2 separate regions of the Homo sapiens genome follow, and region 1 is linked to region 2. Evidence: read pairs that join two places in POLR2A ChIA-PET (ENCODE). Cell type or tissue: PC-9. All regions are shown on one strand. Links, peaks and the distances in the headings refer to the core of each region. The heading gives the core; the rest is flanking DNA.

Region 1 (5,000 bases), core at 1-5,000, 980 kb after region 2:
TCTCAGTATAATGGTAATGGATCATTTTGAAGTTGGAAGAATAGTTCAGTCTGGTATGGCTACACTAGTTAGGGAACCTATTAGATTTTGCTTGTGACACTTGAGAGAAATGGGAAATAGCAAGATTGGCAGTAGGTTCATTTGTGGGATAAGTAGTTCAAATAATCCAATATTTAACAGTTCTAAAATTAAATTGCTATTCAGTTGCACAAAGGCACTTTAGAAGCTCTTTTTTTTGTGGGGAAGTTGGCCTTATGTGATTCTCTGTATATTTGTGGTTTCACTTTACATGACTCATTTACAGTTGTGTATTAAGTCTAATACAAGGATCTTTTTTTTTTTTTTTGAGACAGAGTCTCACTCTGTCACCCAGGCTAGAGTGCAGTGGTGCGATCTCGGCCCACTGCAACCTCCGCCTCCCGGGTTCAAGCGATTCTCCTGCCTCAGCCTCCTGAGTAGCTGGGATTACAGGCACCTGCCACTACACCTGGCTAATTTTTGTATTTTTAATAGAGATGGGATTTCTCCATGTCGGCCAGGCTGGTCTCGAACTCCTGACCTCGGGTGATCCGCCCGCCTCGGCCTCCCAAAGTGCTGGGATTACAGGCGTGAGCCACCATGCCTGGTCTGTCTTACTTTTTTTAAACATTAGAATATCCTAGCATATGGTGGATTTTTGGAAGAAGCTTGACTACTTGTTTCACGTATAGCAATGTACAGCTAGAATACTAATTTACTGTTTTATAAATTTATGAATAAAAGTTATTACTTGTTAACTAGTGTTTTTTTCCCCCAGTTTCTCTTCAGCAACGGGTAGCAGAATTGGAAAAAATTAATGCAGAATTTTTACGTGCACAACAGCAGCTTGAACAAGAATTTAATCAAAAGAGAGCAAAATTTAAGGAGTTATATTTGGCTAAAGAGGGTAAGTTCATAAGTCTCGCACCAACTTCAATGCGAAAACTGCCTTAAAGTGTTGAGTTTCTTGGTAGTAGTGTTAATTTTATCATTGAATAAACCTTGATTTTATTTGTACTTGCATAATAAAAGAATACTGTTTAAAGGCTAGGTTAAGAATGGGATTGAAAAACAAGTTGAAAAATGCCTTCTTCAGATTTTGCCTTGTTTTTTGATCTTACTGTTCATATTTAGGTTGCATAGCCTTGAGATAAGAGAATGTTATTGCTCTTAACATTTGGGATACAGTTGTGGGCAAACTAGGATTGTTGGCATTCTAATAACAGCTTTAGCTATGTTATCTTTAATTCCATGAAACATCAGTTTTACCCAACAAATATTCAGTTATTTATCAATAAATATTTATTTAATATCTACTATGAGGCAGACATTATACTTGTGTTGGGTATACAGAAAGAGGAAAATTCATGTGGTTCTTTAACTTGGTTGAACTCAATGAGCAAAACAGATGTTAAGTAATTGTGTGATGAGTCGTTAAAACAGGAAATTGCAGGCTGGGCGCGGTGGCTCACACCTGTAATCCCAGCACTTTGGGAGGCCAACGGGCGGGGGCGGATCACCTGAGGTCGGGAGTTCAAGTCCAGCCTGGCCAACATGGAGAAACCCTGTCTGTACTAAAAATACAAAATTAGCTGGGCATGGTGGCGCATGCCTGTAATCCCAGCTGCTCGGGAGGCTGAGGCAGAAGAATTGCTTGAACCCAGGAGGCAGACGTTGAGGTGAGCTGAGATTGCGCCATTGCACTCCAGCGTGGGCGACAAGAGTGAAACTCCCATCTCAAAAAAAAAAAAAAAAGAAAAAGAAACTGTATAAGGAAAATACATGAGAGAACATGTTGGGGGACCTGATTTGAAGGATCAGGGAAGGGGCTTACCTTCTGAGTATCGACCTAGAATAATGTGAATGTAGTTTCCACAGCTCTCTAGACCAGTGATTCTCAAAGTGTGATTGTGGAACAGCATCATTATCGTCATCATCACCTGGGAAAGTTGTTAGAAATGCAAATGTTTGGGTCCCACCCAGATTTACTGAGTTAGAAACTGTGGGATTTGGGTCCAGCTGCACACTAAATTTTGAAAACTGCTCTAGTCTATAATAGAATAGTGGCTCTCAAATTCAAATGTGGATAAAAATCACCTGGAGAGCTTGTTAAACCACAGTATGTTTGGGTGGAGCCCAGAAATTTGCATTTCTAATAAGCTCATAGATGATTCCAGTTACTGCTAGTTCAAGTACTACAGTTTGAAAAATCCTGTTCTGGACTAGTGATCATGCACCTTTTTTAACTTATGAACTCTGTAAAATATATACTTACATACAACCTTCATACATGTTAAAGTTGATGTTTAAAATTTTTTGCTTGAAAAGATGTGAAGGATAAAATTTTATATTGTTGATATTTACAATTTAAATGAAAGCTTCGTCCTTTTTTTTTTTTTTTTTTGAGATGGGAGTCTCCCCCGACATCTTCCCCTGTCACGCAGGCTGGAGTTCAGTGGCACTATCTCAGCTCACTACAACCTCCGCCTCCCATATTCAAGTGATTCTCCTGCCCTGCCCCAGCCTCCCGAGTAGCTGGGATTACAGGTGTGTGCCACCATGCCCGGCTAATTTTTGTATTTTTAGTAGAGACGGGGTTTCACCATGTTGGTCAGGCTGGTCTCAAACTCCTGACCTTGTGATCCGCCCGCTTCGGCCTCCCAAAGTGCTGGGTGAGCCACCACGCCTGGCCAACTTCCTGCTTTTAAACATATCCAGTGGAATGAAAATATCAGTGATTTATCCATTGTTATCTGTTTAACAAACACATGAATAGCTTTATAGCCGAAATTTTACAGTGGTTTTCCTCCTTGCGTTGGGTTTTCTTCTTTACATCTCCTTTAGAATTTTTTTCTTAAAAATGGTTTTGAAACTTGAGTGTGCATTTGTTTCATTCATTTTTTTTTTTTTTTGAGACCGAGTCTCGCTGTGTTGTCCAGGCTGAAGTGCAGTGGTGTGATCTTGGCTCACTGCAACCTCCGCCTCCTGGGTTCAAGCGACTCTTGTGCCTTAGCCTCCCTAGTAGCTGGGGCTACAGGTGTGTGCCACCACGCCCTGCTAATTTTTGTATTTCTAGTAGAGACGGGGTCTCACCATGTTGGCCAGGCTGGTCTCGAACTCCTGACCTCAGATGATCCGCCTGCCTCGGCCTCCCAGAGTGCTGGGATTACAGGCGTGAGCCACCACAATGGGCTTGCGTGTGCATTTGAATTACCTAATAGGGTTCGTTAAAACAAGGATTACTGGCTTCCCCCCTCAGAGACGCTGACTCACTAGGGCACTGGGATCCAGAGTTTGTGTTTTTAGCAAGTTACCAGTTGGCGGAGATGTTACTGTTCAGAGACCATACTTTAAAAACTACTGGCCTAAAGTAACATCTTGTGCTTGGAACTCTTAAAATATGCATATAAATGTTTTCTTTACGGAGATATTATTAAAATTTATTATAAATACACAGTTGATCACATTATGGATATTTTACATATTACTATGAAAATAAGGCCAGGCACGGTGGCTGACACCTGTAATCCCAGCATTTTGGGAGGCCGAGGCAGGCGGATCACAAGGTCATGAGTTCGAGACCAGCTGGGCCAACATGGTGAAACTCTGTCTCTACAAAAAAAATACAAAAATTAGAAGGCATGTTGGCATGGGTCTGTAATCCCAGCTACTCAGAAGGCTGAGGCAGGAGAATCGCTTGAACCTGGGAGGCGGAGGTTGCAGCAAGCTGAGATTGTGCCACTGCACTCCATCCAGCCTGGGTGACAGAGCGACTTCATCTCAAAAAAAAAAAAAAAAAAAAAAACAGACTAAAAAATAGGAAAATATAAAAATCATTGGAAATGCAGCTCTTTTGAGATATATTGGTTCTCATTAAATCGTTAATCTCTGGATGCATATTATTTACTGCTAGAAAAAGATAGCTTGTCAGCATCAATTCTATTGTAGTTTTATTTTTTTAAACATATAAATGCCAAGAACCCTTGGTCTCATGAGTGAGTAAATAGAAACAGAGTTTTATTACAGCAATTATTATTCAATTCTCTTAGCTGTTTCTAAATTATATGTTAAATTACATAGTTCTTTAGCATCAAAATGTTTTTATCCTATCAGCTAACAACTGAATTAGGTCTGTCTTCAATTTTGTTGAAAGAGGACTTGCGTCCACCTGACTTGCCAAAAGATTTGTTACACTGTTATTAGTCATTCACTTTTTAATTATTGACACTAATTTTAGTTATCCCTCTGTGAGGCAGAGTCTCACTTTTTCGCTCAGGCTGGAGTGCAGTGGCACAACAATCTTGGCTCACTGCAACCTCTGCCCCACGGTTCAAGTGATTCTCCTGCCTTAGCCTCCCGAGTAGCAGGGATTACAGGTGTGTGCCACCACACCTGGCTAATTTTTTTGTATTTTTAGTAGAGACAGGGTTTCACCCTGTTGGCCAGGCTGATCTTGAACTCCTAACCTCAAATGATCTGCCCGCCTCAGCCTCCCAAACTGCTGGGATTACAGGCATGAGCCACCGTGCCTGGCCTCATAGAGGAGTTTTTAATACAACAGGACAATGAACCATAGTAAAATACTATATGATGGAAGGTTCTTAGGCCTTGTAGAATTTAGCCCTGGCTTGGAAAGGATTACTGACTGTGGTATGGAATGGAGTTCCATTTTTTCATGGCTTTCAGGAGGGCTGTTTTTTATTTTCTTTTATAGGCTGGTAAGTAGGTGGGAAAGCTGATGTTCATGTCTAGTCATGGTGGCACTCTGCAAGACACTGTGGAGGTTGGGATGAATGAGATATATGGTTTCTATTCCCAAGAAAGAATAGTCTACTGTGGTAGATAATACATTTTGCACAGTATCATCATTTCAAGATGTATTGTGTGTCACAAGAAATAGTCCTGTCTGGACTAGGCACGGTCGCACATGCCTGTAATCCTAGCAGTTTGAGAGGCTGAGGCGGGTGGATCACCTGAGGTCA
Region 2 (8,081 bases), core at 1,720-6,719:
TAATCCCTGTATCAAAATCCCAACAACTTTTGGAAAACCCATCCTAAAATTCACACCCCAAATTGCCGAAACATTCTTGAAAACAAGAACAAAGTTGGAGAACTCACATGTCCTGATTCCAAGGCTTACTACAAAACGACAATAATCAAAACACTGTGGTATTGGCAAAAAGACAGACATAATATACACCAATGAAACAAAATAAGAGCCTAGAAATAAAACCCTTGCATATATGGCCAACTGATTTTCAACAAGGTTGACTAGACCGCTCAATGAGGAAAGAAAATCTTTCAATAAACAACACTAGGGAAACTGGGTATCCATAAGCAAAAGAATGAAGGTGGATTCTTTCCTTACATGATATGCAAAAAATAACTCTAAATGAACTGAAAACTTAAACGTAAGAGCTAAAACTTTAAAACTCTCAGGCGAAAAAATAAGAGAAAATCTTCAAGACATTGGATTTAGCAACAAACTCTTGGACATGACACCAAGAGCAATAGAGACAAAAGAAAAAATAAATGATCTGGATCAAAATTTAAAACTTTAGTTCATCAAAAGCAACCCCCAAAAAAATGGGAAAAATATTGTAAATCACCTATCTGATAAAGGATTAATATCCAGAATACAAAAAGAACTCATACAACTCAATAACAACAAGAAAACCAATGCAAAAATGGGCAAATGACTTGAATAGGCATTTCTCCAAAGATAAAAAGATGTCTGGTCAACAAGCACAATGCAAAGATGCTCAATATCACTAATAATAGAAGAAATTCAAAACCACAATGAGATACCACTTCACACCAATTAGAATTGCTATTAAACACACACACAGAAAATGACAAGTGTTGACAAGAATGTAGAGAAATTAGAACCCCATGCATTGCTAATGGGAATGTAAGAGGATGCAACCATTGTGAAAGGCGGCATGGCATGTCCTCAAAATATTAAACTTAGAATTACCATATGATCCAGCAATTTCACTTCTGGTTATATATGCAAAAGAATTAAAGCAGGGGGTCAAACAGATGTTTGTACACCAATGTTCAAAGCAGCATTATTCACAACAGTCAAAACGTGGAAACAACCCAATTGTCAACCAACAGATGAATGGATAAACAAAATGTGCAGTATATACATACAACAGGATGTTACTCAGCTTTAAAAAGGAATGAAATTATGATACATTCTACAACATGAATGAACTTGAAAATATTATGCCAAGTGCAATAAGCCAGATACAAAAGGATAAATATTGTATGAGTCCACTTACATGAAAATACCTTGCAGCCAGGTGCAGTGGCTCACACCTGTAATCCCAGCACTTGGGAGGCCAAGGTGGGCAGATCACCTGAGGTCAGGAGTTTGAAACCAGCCAGGCCAACATGGCAAAACCACGTCTCTACTAAAATACAAAAATTGGCCAGGCACGGTGGCTCACGCCTGTAATCCCAGTACTTTGGGAGGCCGAGGCAGGTGGATCACCTGAGTTCAGAAGTTCGAGGCCAGCCTGACCAACATGGCAAAACCCCGTCTCTACCAAAAATACAAAATTAGCCAGGCATGGTGGCTCATGCCTGTTAATCCCAGCTACTCGGGAGGCTGAGGCAGGAAGAATCGCTTCAACCTGGGAGGCAGAGGTTGCAGTGAGCCGAGATCGCGCCACTGCACTCCAGCCTGGGTGACAGAGCAAGACTCTGTCTCAAAAAAAATACAAAAATACAAAAATAGCCGTAGTGGCGTAGTGGCGGGCACCCCTAATCCAGCTACTTGGGAGGCCGAGGCAGGAGATTCGCTTGGAACCGGGAAGCAGAGGTTGTACTGAGCCAAGATCACACCACTGCACCCCAGCCTGGGCAACAGAGCGAGACTGTCACAAATAAAAGAAACAGAAAAAGAAAAGAAAATACCTTGAGAAGTCAAACTCAGAGAGAGAAAATAGAATGGGGGTTGCCAGGGGCTCAGGATAAAGAGGGATGAGGAGTTACCGGTTTGTGTGTTTGTTTATTAAGACTTAGTTAAGTACAGTAGTGAGAAGGGGGAAGAGTAGAATGGAGTAGTTAAAAAGTCCAATATACATATCAGAAGTGTGGGACACATCAAATGGAAGCCAAGCATATTCCTACCTCCTTGTGTGGCAGGTCCTAAAATACAGACGGACTGTGTCATTACTCTGAATCACCCTCAAGCCTTCGACGTGGCCCACACCCAAAGACAGCACCATTAATAACCTATCACGTACTTAGGATTCCTCCCAATACAGTACTCAGCAGCCACACCCGCCAAATAAATCCATGATGAGACATCTGCCATCCTTGCCTTAACATAAGTGACCTCTGAGAACAAATCTGCCCTTCTCTTCCTTCTGCAGGAACCCTTTCTCCTTTCCTTTGTGTAGAGCTTCTCCTGTGAAAGGCCCATTTTGGCCCATGTGCAGTGCAAGTAGACCGATACTCTCAGTCTCACTGTTAAAGAAAGAGAGCAGAAATAACTCCGAATGGATCACCAAAATTTCTTAGTTTTGGAAAGAATATCAAATTCCACCAAGTTGCAAGTCATCATTTCAGAGAATGGAAACTCAAAGCCTTGACTAGAATGATGGTTAATCTGGTTCTCCCAGCTGAGAACCCATATATTAAGCTAAACTAGTCTGGCTTTATTTAAAAACTAAGTAAACAAAATGAGAAATGCTTTTCACAAGTTAATTTTTAAAGTAAATGTACAAGGTGTATATTGTTTTATGTTGTCCAAAATATCAACATACTGGTTTTGCAAAAGCCCTTTACTACCGTATGCATACAAAAAAAGTTCTTCCCTTGGGTGATTTAATAGACCTAGTAAATGTCAGATAACTTAAATATTTTCGCCAGCAAGAGATACAGTAAAGTCTATGATTTTGATCTGAATTCAGTGCCCTGTACCCTGACTACTGCAGAGGAGAAGGCGATAAAATAAGAGGATGCTGTCATGCTTGCTCCTTAGCTTCTTTTGCATTCCTCTACATCTTATTCCATTTACAAGTTTATCTGTGTGAGGTACCAAGAACCCATAAAACAACCCTGAAGTTATTTATACATTTATTCAAACTTATAAAAGAAACCTAAGCACGTAGAAAATTGGAATGTAGCTAAGTTTTTTTCAAAAACAAATTAGGAAATTATTGACTGCCACTTGATGGGCTTCTGTGCTGCACTAACAACATGACAATGGTGGGCGGGGCGCGGTGGCTCACGCCTGTAATCCCCGCACTTTGGGAGGCCGGGGCGGGCAGATCACGAGGTCAGGAGATCAAGACCATCCTGGCTAACATGGTGAAACTCCGTCTCTACTAAAAATACAAAGAATTAGCCAAGGATACAAAAAATTAGCCAGGCGTGGTGGCGGACGCCTGTAGTCCCAGCTACTCAGGAGGCTGAGGCAGGAGAATGGCGTGAACCCGGGAGGTGGAGCTTCAGTGAGCAGAGATCGCGCCATGCACTCCAGCCTGGGTGACAGAGAGAGACTCCGTCTCAAAAAGAAAAAAAAAAAAAAAAAAAAAAGACACTTCTGTAATCCTAGCACTTTGGAAGGCCGAGGCAGGCGGATTGCCTGAGCTCAGGAGTTCAAGACCAGCCTGGGCAACATGGTGAAACCCCGTCTCTACAAAAATACAAAAAATGAGTCAGGCGTGGTGGAGTGTGCCTGTAGTCTCAGCTACTCCAGAGGCTGAGGCAGGAGAACTGCTTGAACCTGGGAGGCGGAGGTTGCAGTGAGCAGAGATCGCACCATTGCACTCCAGCCTGGGTGACAGAGCGAGATTCTGTCTCAAAAAAAAAATTAGCCGGGCATGGTGGCATGTGTCTGTGGTCTCAACTACTGGGGAGGCTGAGGCAGGAGGATCGCTTGATCCCAGGAGGTAGAGGTTGCAGTGAGCTGAGATGGCACCACTGCACTCCAGCCTGGGTGAATGAGACTCTGTCTCAAAAAAAAAAAAGAGACTGAGACTCTTCTTTCCACTATTAAACAACTTCTTAGAAGACACTATTTCCATAATTTAAGGACTTTAATATATTTAAAATGTAAGACATTTTTGTGGTTGGTTAAGGATTTCAACCATGACTGAAATCAGGGTTGTCTTCAAAATAATACTGATGTATTTTTTGTAACCAATTCATAAACCATCTCTCTCTTTCCAGTATAACTTTTTCTTACTATCCTGACTAGTCCATTGCCATTAGGCTTTTTTAAAGGTATGCTTTTTTTTTTTAGATTTATAGTAACGTCAGTAAGGTTCTCTTAGACTAAAACTAAATAAGGACTAAACTATCACCAGTAGCAGTTCCTAATCGAATTAAGCCAAACAGTGAGAAATTCCCTGATGACAATTCATGACTCACCAGGAGAAAGCTTAAGTATCGTGCTCTTTGAGTGGAAAGACTAGCTTAGCTAGACTACCCAGAGCCATGAGTTATTGCATCTACAAAGTTTTACACGTATGACGTAAAAGACTAGTTTAGCTAGACCACCCAGAGCCATGAGTCATGCATCTACGAAGTTTTACATGTATGAAGTACATTCATGGAAGTGTCTAACAATTTAACACCATCTATAGTATGGGGCAACAGGAGACATGGGGACAGCAACAATCGAAAATCTAAATGATCCACAGATTTTTAACACAAGCCAAAGCCTAATTGTTTCTAAATCAACTGCCGCCAAGTTTCTCCCAGGCACTTTTCCATACGCCACTCCAAATTCAAAGCTATCTTCACATTTTGCATACTCTTATTTGATTTTAGGAATGGGAAACATTACTCTAAGTGTCAAAAAATAAATAAATGGGAAAGCCTACTTAGCTGGATGATTTTAAAAAAATAAAATTTCAGCCAGTCGCGGTGGCTCATGCCTGTAATCCCAGCACTTTGGGAGGCCAAGGTGGGCGGATCACCTGAGGTCAGGAGTTCGAGGCTAACCTGACCAACATGGAGAAACCCTGTCTCTAGTAAAAATACAAAATTAGCCAGGCATGGTGGCACATGCCTGTAATCCCAGCTGCTTGGGAGGCTGAGGCAGGAGAATTGCTTGAACCCAGGAGGCGGAGGTTGCGGTGAGCCAAGATCGCACCATTGCGCTCCAGCCTGGACAACAAGAGTGAAACTCCATCTCAAATAAATAAAATATATTTTATTTATTTATTTATTAATTAGAGACGGGGTTTCACCATGTTGGCCAGGCTGGTTTCAAACTCCTGACCTCAACAGATCTACCCACCTTGGCCTCCCAAAGTGCTGGGATTACAGGCATGATGAGCCACTGTGCCCTGGCCAGAAAAATAAAATTTCTAAATGCCAAAATAGCCATAAAAAATTAAAAGGCAAATAATTACTCTTATAAACCTTTAAAACCACACACACACACACACACACACACACACACATTCCAAACTGTCAAGGTGTTCACCTTTCTTGGGAATTTTTAAAATAATTTTCTTTTTACCTAGCAGAATCAAACATTTTTTAAAGTTCCTGGTGGTATGAAGAACACAATAAAAAGTGGCACTTTGATACAGTTAATAGTGGAAATACAAATTAGCAAAGCCTTTCTAGAAGGCAATCAGTAATATTTATGAAGAACCTCAAAAATATTTATTTTCCTTAACTAAGAAATGACCAGAAATTTATCCGAAGAGAAATAATCAAGGATTATGTATAAATGTTTTCATAAGGAAAATCCACAGAAGCACTAATTATAATTTAAGTGGTTTACAACTATAATTTGAAAACCCAGAAGTCAAGATGTGGGGAATATGATAGTAGCAGCATATGAAGGAATGCTATGCATCTATTTAAAATACTTTACAAGAATATTTCAGGACATGGGGAAATATTTACAATTTTTAAAAGATAAGATATTCTGAATATATCTAACTCTTAAAACACATACACTACACACTTTTGACAACAAAAAGCTTTGGCCTAATCGTGTCTTCTAGTTCAAGGTGTCAGTGCGGGCACATGTGCTTATCTCCTCTTCCCTCCTAAGAAGTTAAATAAATTTTTCTAAAGAAATTAAAAAATAACTTTTTAATTTAAAGTATATTAAAAAGACCAGGTGGATTGCCCATGGCTCTGAAAGATGAAAACGGATGGAAGAACGTGAACTGAGTAAGCAGAGTGGAGGGAGCAGAGAGCAGAATACTCACAGAGGAGCTGCAGCGAAGGAGGAAGGCTAATCTTCTGGGCAGAACCCCAGAGAGGCGCCAGTTCAGTGACCGTCGTACGAGGGAGATCAGTAGTGAGAAGTGGGACTGAAAACATCTGTCATAGCAAGAAGTCAACAGAGAATGTCTAAAGTTGATAAACCAAAACATAAACACTATAAATATATTATTTAGAAGCATGGAGTTAAGCCCCCAGGAGATCTGAACCTAAAAGGTTTTAAAAAGCAGTTGCCTCTGGGGAATTCTTCATTATCCTTCACTGAATGCATTGTTCACTATTAGGCCTCTTGAATCACTGGTATTTGATTATTTGGGTTTTTTAAAGCTAAGTATATATACATATACATAATGTTGATTTTTAAGTTTTTATTCTTTTTTTATTTTACATTGTGTTCACTTTGCTTTCATACACAAACCTCAATTTTACTTCTTGTCCACTAAGTCAGAGGCTATATTCTATTTGGCAGTGTTTTTCAACCGTAAGTCACACAGTCATGAAATAGATCTAGTGGAACATAACCAGCACTCATTTTTCCTAACAGAAACAAAAAATAAAATAGGGTTATTGTTGGTGAAGCTTTCATTTCAGCCACAAATGTTTAATAAAAATGCATGTGCTGGGGTACTATGGAAAATACCTTCCCTATTGTATCTACTCTCAACCCAGCAGGCAGAAGTAATCCTGGAAAAATGTGAGTCACATCATGTCACTATACCAACAGCTTCCCATTCTCACTCAGAGCAATGGCCTGTGTGATGGCCTATAGGGTCCTTCAGAATTAACCAGCATCTCTCTCCAACCTTCAGCTAACCGCTCTGCCACCGCAGGGGCTTTAACCAGCATCTCTCTCCAACCTTCAGCTAAGTGCTGTGCCACCTCCCTCCAGCGTTCAGGGGCTTTAACCAGCATCTCTCTCCAACCTTCAGCTAACCGCTCTGCCACCTCCCTCCAGCGTTCAGGTCAGCCCCATTTCAGGGCCCTTGTGCTTGCCTCACCTAACCTCTGCATGATTCACTCATTCACCTGAGTTCCTCGGTCCACTGTCACCCTATTTTTAATGAAACCCCACCCCCTTACACACTCCTTATTTTATCCTCTTTCCCTGTTCTAGTTTCCACACAGCACTCTACACTTTCTATTAATTCTTCTCTCCCCTACCCTAACTACAAAGCAAGCTCTATAAGAACAAGGGTTTTTGTTTATTTACTGATATAGCCCCAGGACCTGTGACAGTCTCTGGCAGTAAATATTTGCCCAAGAAATGAATTACTTAAAAATATGTATCACTTTAGGAAAAAGCCATGTTATTGGCAATGAAACACAACAATTCTTAAGTTTGGAACACAAGAAATTTGGGTAGGAATTTTGATGGTTGAGGATAAGCTACAATTCAGACGCCAGACCGTAAATTCCACCTATCGCAATATTGAGTAAGTTGCTGGCATACTCTAAATGTGCAAGTCTACTGAAATGACCTTCGTTCACATCAAAAGTAATGTAAAGAATGTGTGTATCTCAGCCATCATTTTAAAAGAAGAGAAGAAAAAAACTTACGGGCGAAGCTGTTCCCTAAACAGCTAAAATATGTAAAATGTAAAAGACGGGCCGGGCACGGTGGCTCTGTCTGTGATCCCAGCACTTGGGAGGTCGAGGCAGGCAGATCACCTGAGGTCAGAAATTCGACACCAGCCTGGCCAACATGGAGAAACCCCATCTCTACTAAAAATACAAAAATTAGCTGGGCGCTGGCCAGGTGTGGTGGCTCACACCTGTAATCCCAGCACTTTGGGAGGCTGAGGCGGGTGGATCACAGGGTCAGGAGATCGAGACCATCCTGTCTAACACAGTGAAACCCCGTCTCTACTAAAAATACAAAAA

What was found. Peaks named below come from ENCODE experiments on the same cell type or tissue, not always from the same donor. Only the 100,000 strongest peaks of a DNase experiment are listed, where the experiment ranks them.
Region 1: POLR2A ChIA-PET joins it to region 2 with 7 read pairs; 2 of 35 experiments call an interaction of 5 or more read pairs at or near these places.

Annotation. Positions count from the first base shown.
Region 1 is chr17:5,307,898-5,312,897 of GRCh38, forward strand. RABEP1 (rabaptin, RAB GTPase binding effector protein 1) reads left to right here. Exons shown (of 18, transcript NM_004703.6): 2 at 797-925. Among named protein-coding and RNA genes, the nearest start is that of RABEP1, 28 kb to the left of the region's middle. In PC-9, for the core only: no CTCF peak of the experiment used is centred there; no DNase peak of the experiment used is centred there.
Region 2 is chr17:4,325,590-4,333,670 of GRCh38, forward strand. The region is part of intron 1 of UBE2G1 (ubiquitin conjugating enzyme E2 G1); the gene reads right to left. Among named protein-coding and RNA genes, the nearest start is that of UBE2G1, 37 kb to the right of the region's middle. RefSeq lists an enhancer at 7,567-8,081. In PC-9, for the core only: no CTCF peak of the experiment used is centred there; DNase peaks (open chromatin) are centred at 2,292 and 4,452; H3K4me3 peaks cover 529 bases; H3K27ac peaks cover 4,553 bases.